2 separate regions of the Mus musculus genome follow, and region 1 is linked to region 2. A link is a loop called in an ENCODE intact Hi-C map of the cell type or tissue named here. Cell type or tissue: gastrocnemius. All regions are shown on one strand.

Region 1 (5,000 bases), 1.1 Mb before region 2:
GCAACTTAGTCAAGCACAGCAGAAGCCGTGCCTAGCCTCTCCCGGAAGACAGCCTTTCCCTAACAGCCTTTGGCAAAGGAAGATGTCCTATTTCTCAGTTTCAAGGGTTGGTTAATTGCTTTAGAATTAGCGCTCCATAGTGAGGGGACCAGGAGGATTAATTGCCTTGCAGAATAACCCTAATTAAAAATCTGGCAGAGAATTTAAGACACACACCTCACACACACACACACACACACACACACACACACACACACACACACACACACACACAAGCCCTGGGAAGATAGGTCAGCTTAGTGGAAGGTTGAAGAACAGCAGGGACAGGGAGCAAGGTTCCTGTGTCCCTCCCGAGACACTGAGACGGAGACCCATGACTCTTCCTGGGTTCTTCTGAACTCCTTGGTAATCTTCCCTGTGGCTTCAGTCTCCCCGTGTCCCATCTTCTAAGCCAGGTCCTGAGCTTCACCCTGCTGGTCACTTCACACCACACACCTGCTCCTTGCCTTTGTTCAGCAATTCAAACAAACAAACAAACAAACAAACAAACAAACAACTCCTAATTTTCAGTAGCTCTTTTACAGCAACAATGGTAGCAACCTGCTATTCGATCCCATCAATTTATGTATAGTGTATGACACTTGATGTCATATTATTGTAACTAATAACATAAAAGGAGTGCTTTCCTTTTTGATGGGAAAGATACAAGAAAGGATGAATGTGTTCCTAAAACTAGATAGTTTTGATTGCTTAAATCTTCATGAAATAAATTTTTGTGCCCTGTTTGGATAACTGTTTATAGTGATTGTTGGCCACCCATAATCCCTTTGGGTATAAAGTATAATAAATGTTGGGGGTTCTTCCTGAAGGTTATTTCTGAGTTTTTCAATTTTCACATGTGAAAACTTGTAGCTTTATTACTCTTTTTGCCCCCTTCCTGTTCCTTGGCACTGGGGGGTGCTGTTGGCTAGGCTAAGAAGTAGTGTTTGCCCCGCTCCATGTCCGGTAGTTTCGTCTTCAATTATGCCAGTGCCAGTAGCACATTACTTCCCTGCTGGACGAGGGAATGTACATGCTAACGATGCTTCGGAGAGCAGGAGCACCCTTCAGAGGGCTTTTCCTGGCTTCTTGCAGGAATGGCATATTGCAAGAATGACTTACGAGCACGAAACCCAGACAGAGGAGGCATGTAACCCACCTGCATAAGTTCACCAGTGAATGGTGGCCAGGCGACCTTTGCCTTAGTACGGAGGTCCCTAAGTGGACAGGTCATCTTGCTAATGCTGTGACTGACGGGTGTGCGGAAATGGGATCTGCTTCCTGAAGTTATGGACATGTGACACTAAGCAGCAGCCTCACTGGTCAAACTTATTGGCATCAGATTTGAGTATGAATTCTTTCTTTTTCTTTTCCTAATATTGGTTTTTCCTTGGGCAAGATAGAAAATTCCTTAAGCCTCAGTCTTCCTATCTGAGGAGTGGGGTTTAAAATGTTTGCCTCGTACAATATCTATGGGGCTGGCTGAAATAAGCTTACCAAGCTACAGCCTGAAGTCTGTCAGGGCTCCATCAATTTATTTATGATGTTTATTACAACGTCACTCTGGTTATCTGGCCCACAGAGGTTTTCACGTACAATAACATCCAGGAATCCTGGCCAGAGAAGACCACAGCACAAGTCACTGTACCCGGTAACAGCCAAGCAAGCTTGCATTTGCTAAAGAGCCTCACGCAAACTGCACTTGTTTCCAGCTCTGCCGTGGCTCCGCCAACGAGGCTCTTTAAATGGAAGATGCTAAAGGGAGTTTGCATGGCCCTGTGTCCCCTTCTCTACTAATGAATGACACTGAGGAGAATTTAGAAGGTTTGTCTCAATCTGGCAGATCACTCACTGGGGCTAGCAAGCAGTGACAGGTGAATGTCAGTATGTATGTTATCCATTTTCCCATCTCTGTATCCCCAGTCAGCCCCCAACTCTTTCTGCAGTTGTAATTGTAATTGTCAGGGTTCTCTGGAGGAATGGAACAAGTAGGATGAAAAAAAACGCGAATTCGTGAAGTCAGTTTTAAAATAATAGCACCAGCAGACATATGCTACAGAGCTGAAAATGCAGTCCGTGAGGCTCGTGCCTCAGCAGTTGGAGTAGCCCCACAGAGGCTGCTCAGACTAAAAGGCTGGGTACCTCAGGGGTCCCTAATCTGGTTCTGGAAACGCAAAAGGTTTCTGGAGAACCGCTGGTCCCTTGTCTGTAGTAAGAGCTTGCAGACTCGGGTTCTGAGAAGACAAAAGAATCATCTCCAACAACAGGCAAATTTACTCAGCGCAGGAGGGGAGGCCAAGGAGCAAAAGGTGGGCCGCTCTTCCTTCTGCCACGCCCCTTTACCCAGGATGCTCCGGGAAGATGCACACACTGGAGCGGGTTTTCCCATCATTCAAGGCAATCTGGATTTTGGCTTCCTACTCAAGGTGATTCTAATGTAGAAGGCGACATTAAAACCAACCATAATAAAAAATTCAAACTACTACCCTATTGAGTGCTTTACATGGGTTGTATATTAATTCTCTTAACCCAGAGACTTTTGGTCATCTGTGTTTTACTGATGAGAAACTTGGCACAGAGGGGGCGAGTTATGAGCCTCGCAGCACACAGCTGCTAGTTGGGGCTAGTCTCTTTTCTAGCGTTCATAGCCTAGTCTAGACGCGTTCTGAGTAGAGTTTGTCCTACCTTAGGCATTTTTAAATCCTCAGGACCAAAGGGACTTCTGACGGTGTCTGCTGTGTTGTTGAACTGTTAGGCATAGACTTAATTGGGAAGTTTGAAAATGCCGCTCTTGCCTGGTATCAGCCTCAGCTCTGTCTTCTGGCCTGAGCCTATGCTGTCTCTGTCTCCTGGCCAGCAGGTAAAGACCCTTCATTCTTCCCCCAGCTGCAGCCCTTATGCCTCATTCTGCTATTGGGCACCAGGGGGTGCTGTTGGCTAGACTAAGAAGTAGCGATTCTCCTAGCTTAGGTTTGATGTTTTTGTTTTGTTTTCAAAATTTTCATGTGTGTTTCTTCCTAAGAACTCGGTGGAGGGCTGTGGAGAGGGACAGTGACCTGAGGCTTGAGCTAGACGTCCCTGGATCTTTGCGTGTTAATCAATGCTGTTGAAGCGGGAAGGCCAATCTTTGGAGAGTCTGAACTTCCTCTTCTTTTGGGGTGTGTGTGTGTGTGTGTGTGTGTGTGTGTACGCGCGCGATGTATGTATTTGTGTGTGCAAGTGGCGTGCTTGTACTCACATGTGGAGGCTCTAGGAGGACATTAGATGTCTGACCTTATGTTTTCTCACTGTGTTCAGAGAAGGTTGCTCACAGTACCTGGAGCTAGGCTGTGAGCCATGAACCCCAGAGAGCCTCTGGTCTCCACCCCACATAGTACTTGGGCTCTAGCTACAGTTTTTAAAAAACATGGATGGTGAGGATTTAAACTTGAGCCCTCCTGCTTATGCTCAGCACTTTCTGTCTAATCACCTTTCATCAGCATTTTGTCCTTGTTCTGGAGGGAGGTGTTCAAAAGCAATCATAAAAGGCAAGGTGTGCTAGCTAGAATAACGGGTTCCCAGGAACCCCCTACTTAGTACTTGGGATGTGAGAATATGAGATCTTAAGGATCTGGCCTATCCCAGCAGAGCTATAAGCAACCACAAAGGTCTTTACCAGCTGGATGAGGGAGGGAGGTTAGGTGAAGGGATGGGAGCATGGAGGCAGGAGGGAGGCAGGGGGCAACAGGCAGGGTCCCAGTAGCATGTGAAGATGTTGTACTCCTGGCTGGCAGGATAGAGGCCATGGATGACGGAAAGAAGATCCAGGCTTCAGAAAGAGGGAAACTGATTTCTTCCTAGCATTTTCAGAGACGCTAATGCCTTGAGTCAGCCTAGGAAAGTTAATTTTGGACTTAGGGCCTCTTGAGTAGTGAGATCATACATTCATAATTTTAGATGCTTTACCACTGAATGTACAGTGATTTGTTCTAGCAGCCATGGGCAACTGACACACGAGGAGAATCTGAAACTGCATCTGCCTCTGGTAGCCATCTGGTTTACCTTAGGGCCATCCCCATGAATACCCTCATTGTCAAGTGTGATGTTTGAATATGCTTGGCCTGGGAAGTGGCACTATTAGGTGTGACCTTGTTGGAGTAGGTGTGTCACTGTGGGTATGGGCTTTAAGGCCCTCATTCTAGCTGCCTGGAAGCCAGTCTTCTCCTAGCTGCCTTCAGAACAAGAGGTGGAACTCTCAGCTTCTCCAGCCCCAGGCCTGCCTGGATGCTGCCTTGCTCCCACCTTGATGATAATGGACTGAACCTCTGAACCTGTAAGCCAGCCCTGATTAAATGTTGTCCTTTATAAGAGTTGCCTTGGTCATGGTGTCTGTTCACAGCAGTAAAACCCTAAGACACCATGCTACGTTCGTACACTGGGATGGCCCAAGGAGTTCTAAGGAAAATCAGTGGGAAAAAGATTCTCCCTACCTGGTAAAAAAAGGAAAACACGAAATGGGAGCTTCTCTCTCTACCTTGATTCTCCCCCAAACAGTCCCCTCAAATTTACTCTAGACCTGCTCTTGGAAAACGTGATCTCTAGAGGTGCAGTGGGTCGTGGGACTACAAGTCCAGACATCATACTTTCAACCATCCTTATGACTTGAAAGCACTCATAGGTCAGCCCAATATGGCTCTTAACACTAATGTCTCACTTCACCTTCTAAAACATGTTCCTAGTTACACAGTTTCCTCCACAGAACCACATTAAAACAACAACTATTTACTGAATGCTCCAGGGTCCAGGCTGAGCATGAAGACAGGAATTAAGCAACCCTGCCCTGGAGGCTTCATGCTCTGTGCTAATTGGGTCTTCGTGGGTTGTAAGTGCCAGAAACCCATTTTTTTTTCAGTGATGCTGTAAGAGTTGATACAGGAAACAAATTTAAGGTCCTGAGCATGGTTCTTAGTAAATGCTATTCG
Region 2 (5,000 bases):
CCCGTCCAACCGAGAGCAGGTAAGGCCCCAGACAGCCGAAAACCTTTTGACTTTACTCTTTTTCCTCATTCTAGTTTGTCCCCCTTGTCCTGTCCTCCCTTTCCTTAGCTTTACACCTGACGCTGAGCCATTTTACCAGCAAATAAACCTCAGTGAAGCCAGTCTGATGATAGTTTACAATGGTGTCATTTCAAAGTCATTAAGTCATTAAAATTCCTGGTAAACATAGCTTACCAAAACTCACACATTAAAATGACAGCCACTTCACTAGCATGGCTGTGTAAAAACTATCACATCAGCAGGGATAAACGCCCTTCTAAGAGTAACTTCGTATGTGTGGCAACATGTCATTCTCAAATAACCGATCCCTCCCAAGAGGTTTAATAGCCTTCATTTCTAGGATCTCTCAGTTACCTCATAACTCTCTCTCTCTCTCTCCCCTAATATCTACTTAATCAGTTTAACCCCCAATACCTAATTAATCATTTTTATTTTTTTTGAAGAACAGATATGAATTGGCTCTGGAAGTGTTTGAAGGAAGAGAGTAGCAGCCACGACACTACAGAGTTGTACTCAAAAAGCCAGAGTCCATGTTTTAAGTTGTGAAAATTAAGAAGACATAGTTTGGCTAGAGAGTGCCGGTTTATCCAGGTTCTTCAAAGCCGAGCCACTCTACCTCCTCCAGCATGTACTACTCAAAGCTGCTGGCTTGCCCCTGTGAACACTGAATGTGATATCTTGTGTAACTCCATACTTATCCTCCTTGGCCAAAGCAGGAAGGAGCAGAGATGTGGGTCAGAAAATCTGGTCTCTGCTGATGCAAACAGAGGAACCAGCCCAGACTCTACTTCCCTTGAAACTTTTCAATGAGGTAGGTCATTTTTTTTTTCTTCTGTGGAAGACTCCAAGAAGTTTTGAAAACTAAAAGAACACACCTGAAACCACGTGGTTCACAATAAGCAAATGAATGTTTGGAAGCCTTCAGTTGGCCCCAGCACTGCAAACATAATAAACAATGCATTAAATGAATACTATTTGTGACTTCAGTACTCATTAGCCCTATTTTACTGATGGGAAAATCTGGGCAAGCCTATTCAACTGGATGGAACCAGTTTTCTAACAGATAAAGTGAAAGCGATTCTCACATTAGCTCATGCAGAGCAAAGTCGGCCATGCTGTACACGCTACAGAAAAATGTCTCTCCTTTCCTCTGAACGCAGGAGAGTGTTATGCTTGCTTTAGAAAGGCAGTGGTGGCACATGCCTTTAATCCCAGCACTTGGGAGGCAGAGGCAGGCAGATTTCTGAGTTCGAGGCCAGCCTGGTCTACAAAGTGAGTTCCAGGACAGCCAGAGCTACATAGAGAAACCCTGTCTCGAAACAAACACAAACAAAACAAAAACCAACCAACCAAACAAACAAAAAGGCAGGAACCGAATCTTGGAAGGAGGAGAGCTTGCTTAGGTTGAGGTAAGGAGAATCCTGAAGTCCTGTTTGAAGCCAGATTTGTTCATTTCTAAATCAAGATTGTCTTCATCCCACCAGACCCCGTTCTGGAAGATGCTCAGAGATTTCTGCTTCCGCCCAGCGGTTCCCCCAGAAGGCTTTGCGAGCTCTCTTGCAGAACTGGCCTCCCTTTGTTTTTGTTAGGAAACGCGGCTTTAATTGGTTTGTTGTTTCTTGCAGGATGGTAAGATCACAATGTCGTTTGACATCATGTCTCTGAGACAAGAGATCTGTGTCCATCATTTGTCAGGCAGGTTGTTGTTATAGGAGGAGAGTTTTGGAATATCAAACCGGGTCGCTGTGAGACAACTTTGGAATCACATTAGCATTCTTGCCTCTCTACAAACAGTACTCTTTTCTTTAGCTCAAAGTTAGAGCTGCGAAGAGAAAACGTTACCTTCTCCACACAGTTAGTACTGGAAGCAAAAACAAAAGCCAGGGGTGCAGGCCTACTTGAGAAACTAGTAAATGAAGGCACTGCCAAGCTTGTTCAAGACACGGGTAAAAGCAGCCTTCTGCTCTCTCAAAAGGAGACTCATGCTGCCACCTTGTGACACTGCGGGAAAATGCTCATACGATACCAGGAGTAAATTGCAATTGGAGACTGAGGAATGGCTGGAATTATTCTGTGATGTATGAACAATGGGCAAGCAAGAAGAATAGGTAGGTTTTGAAGATTGGGATACTGGTTATTCATTTGCTAGATATCTAAAGGATGTCTGCTATGTATGCTCCTAACACTTCCAGGAACTAGGGATGTTGTGGTGAGTCAAACAGACTAAACCAGCAAATGACCAGGTTAGTTCCTACCTTCATGGAGCCTTTAAGCATCTGGCTATAATACCCATGAACTCATCTTAAATTCTAAACAACCACAGGAGCAAATTTTTTCCATGTTAAAAATGAGATTGCTAAGCACAGAGAGGTGAAGAAACCCGCTGAAGGTGGCCAAGGGCTGAGTCCCAGACTTGAACCCAGGAAGAGAGGAGACATCAAGATTTTAATCAGTAACCAACACTGAATAACCTTTGCCTTCTGTCAAACATATAAGGAGAAAGATAAGTGTTCCTGACGTGACTGCTTATTTGTGTTTGTCCGAGAGGAAGTGGTGGATGATCGTGTGCACATGTGTGTCCATGTGACCAATGAATTCACAAATAGGCACACTCACTGCATTTCTGCGTGCATAATTACTCATTGTATACATACATGTATTTTATCACTGTTTCACCACCAACCATGGTTTTCTGAGCACCCGTGCTGTGTTAGGACTCCCCATAGGACTCGAGGATAAACGTACCAGAGCTTGGGGTTGCATCCTTTATAGGCATTGGTTGTTTTCTTAGGACAGACGATAATCTCAGACATAAATCAAAGTGTGTGCTTCACATGTAAAATGACAAGGCTTCAAGCACCAGTCATGATGAGAGGAGTCATGATTCGACACAGGGGCACAAGAGAAAGGCCCACGGTGCATACAAACCATGATTGTACAGCGTGGCTGGAAAGGTGTGTCACAGCTTAAGTGCACAGAAACAGACACAACACATTTCTACCTCACACACATCCTGGTTGATCTTTCACACGTCTAAGTCTTTGGTTGTAGAAAAATGCACCTGTGCTATGCTGTGAGAGTAATTAGTTGTGAGCCTTTAAGTTGACTTGTTATTCTTACACTAGTAGCTTTTATATAAATATGTGCCTGGCCACGAACTACATCCAAATCAAACACCTCAATCGCTTCCCTAGCCACTTCCCAATTAATGATCCTTCACCAAAGTTGAACCTCGTACAACCAGTATCCAGTATACATGAGGATAATGTCCCTGTGTTACCTTATTCAATATGATGTCTGAAAGGACCATCCAAATTCTTTTGTGGAGCTATACGTCATTTTTTGTTTGTTTGTTTTTTTCGAGACAGGGTTTCTCTGTATAGCCCTGGCTGTCCTGGAACTCACTTTGTAGACCAGGATGGCCTCGAACTCAGAAATCCACCTGCCTCTGCCTCCCGAGTGCTGGGTTCAAAGGTGTGCGCCACCACGCCTGGTGCTATACGTCATTCTTTTTTCACTTACTTTATGTTGTCTTACTTCCTGATTGGTCATAACTTACTTGTTTAAATTGGGTTCTTTCTTTCTTTTTAGGAATTATTTATTTTATATGTATATGTATACCATAGCTGTCTTCAGATACACCAGAAGAGGGCATCAGATCCCATTACAGGTGGTTGTGAGCCACCATGTGGTTGCTGGGAATTGAACTCTGTACCGCTGGAAGAGCAATCAGTGCTCTTAACCACTGAGTCGTCTCTCCAGCCCAAATTGGGTTATTTCTATTTGTAATATGTCATAGATAAGGCTGCTAATGAGCCCCCCCCCCCCCCTTGCACACATCTTGCAGGAGGGATATTCTTGTTCAGTTAGGTAACCTGCACAGGATAACTGTATTTCCATGTAATAAATACTATTCCAGAGTGTTTCAGAATAGCTACACCAATTCATACTCTACCTGGCTGTGTCTTCAGCATGTGATATTGTCAGACCTTTGGAGTTTAGCCATTCTGGTGGGTATATATGGGTATTTCACTGTGGTTTTAATAGGCATTTTTCTAAAGAGCACTGTGTTATGTGCTCAATAGACATTTGTCTATATTCTTTAGTTAGATGCATATTCAAGGTGTCTGTCCCTCCTTTAAATGTTTTCTTAGGGATTATATATCTTCTCTATGGAGGATATAGTTCCCCTATCTGTAACTTATCCTTGTACTTTCTTGATTCTACATTTTAGAAGTCAGCAGAATTTTTCTAAACAGTGCCAAATAGTAGCTATTTTAGGCTTTGCAGGGTGTATGATCTCTGTGTCAATTAGCCAACTCTCCCACGGTACTACTACAGCAGTTAGAACGTCTTCCATTGAGGAAGCTTGACGGGTGAGTTGGGCTATGTTTCAATCCAATTTATGGACGCTAAAGTAGAATGTCATTCTTGTCTCACATATTACGAAATACCATCTTCCGATTTCTTCACCTACATAAAAATAGAAAAACTATTCTTACTTCACAAGCTGCTCGCTGGGATGTGGCAGGCTTAATTTAGCTGCTGGTCCATAACTTGCCAAGTTCCAGTGTATTTTATAAACCTAGGTTCTTCATTCTAATGAGTACCAGTTTATCCATCGCTTTATCATTAATGCCTTGTACCAATGTAAGAACTCTCTGCCTAAGGCACTACATCCCCTTTGTTTTACTCTGCTAGTTGTATTGTCTCCATCTTGTGCTGTCTATAATCCCTCTGGTATTGAGTTTTGAGTGGGATGTGGGTCAAAGGTCAGTACTTTTGTTTCTGGGTATCAAACGATCACCATACCTTGTGCAACTATGACATGCGTGTGCCCTGGCCCTTTTCTCTATGCTCCTGTATTGAATCAAATCTCTTCTAGTCTCGGACTCGACAGCTATTCACTGAGCCTCATTGTGCAACCTGGCTATATGTGC

The links. A loop is a pair of places that touch in the nucleus more often than their neighbours do. Peaks named below come from ENCODE experiments on the same cell type or tissue, not always from the same donor. Only the 100,000 strongest peaks of a DNase experiment are listed, where the experiment ranks them.
Region 1: a loop joins it to region 2, with 14 times the contacts of the local background. A loop is called at or near these places in 24 of 42 quality-filtered maps.

Annotation. Positions count from the first base shown.
Region 1 is chr4:106,223,628-106,228,627 of GRCm38, reverse strand. No RefSeq gene overlaps it. Among named protein-coding and RNA genes, the nearest start is that of Gm12724, 11 kb to the left of the region's middle. In gastrocnemius, CTCF peaks have their summits at 948 and 2,940 (motif pointing right); DNase peaks (open chromatin) are centred at 993 and 2,965; H3K27ac peaks cover 792 bases.
Region 2 is chr4:105,149,152-105,154,151 of GRCm38, reverse strand. It overlaps Gm29838 (a long non-coding RNA gene), which reads left to right. Exons shown (of 2, transcript XR_376486.3): 1 at 1-19; 2 at 509-1,029. Among named protein-coding and RNA genes, the nearest start is that of Gm29838, 5.0 kb to the left of the region's middle. In gastrocnemius, CTCF peaks have their summits at 2,052 (motif pointing left) and 3,725 (motif pointing right); a DNase peak (open chromatin) is centred at 2,045; H3K4me3 peaks cover 216 bases; H3K27ac peaks cover 1,675 bases.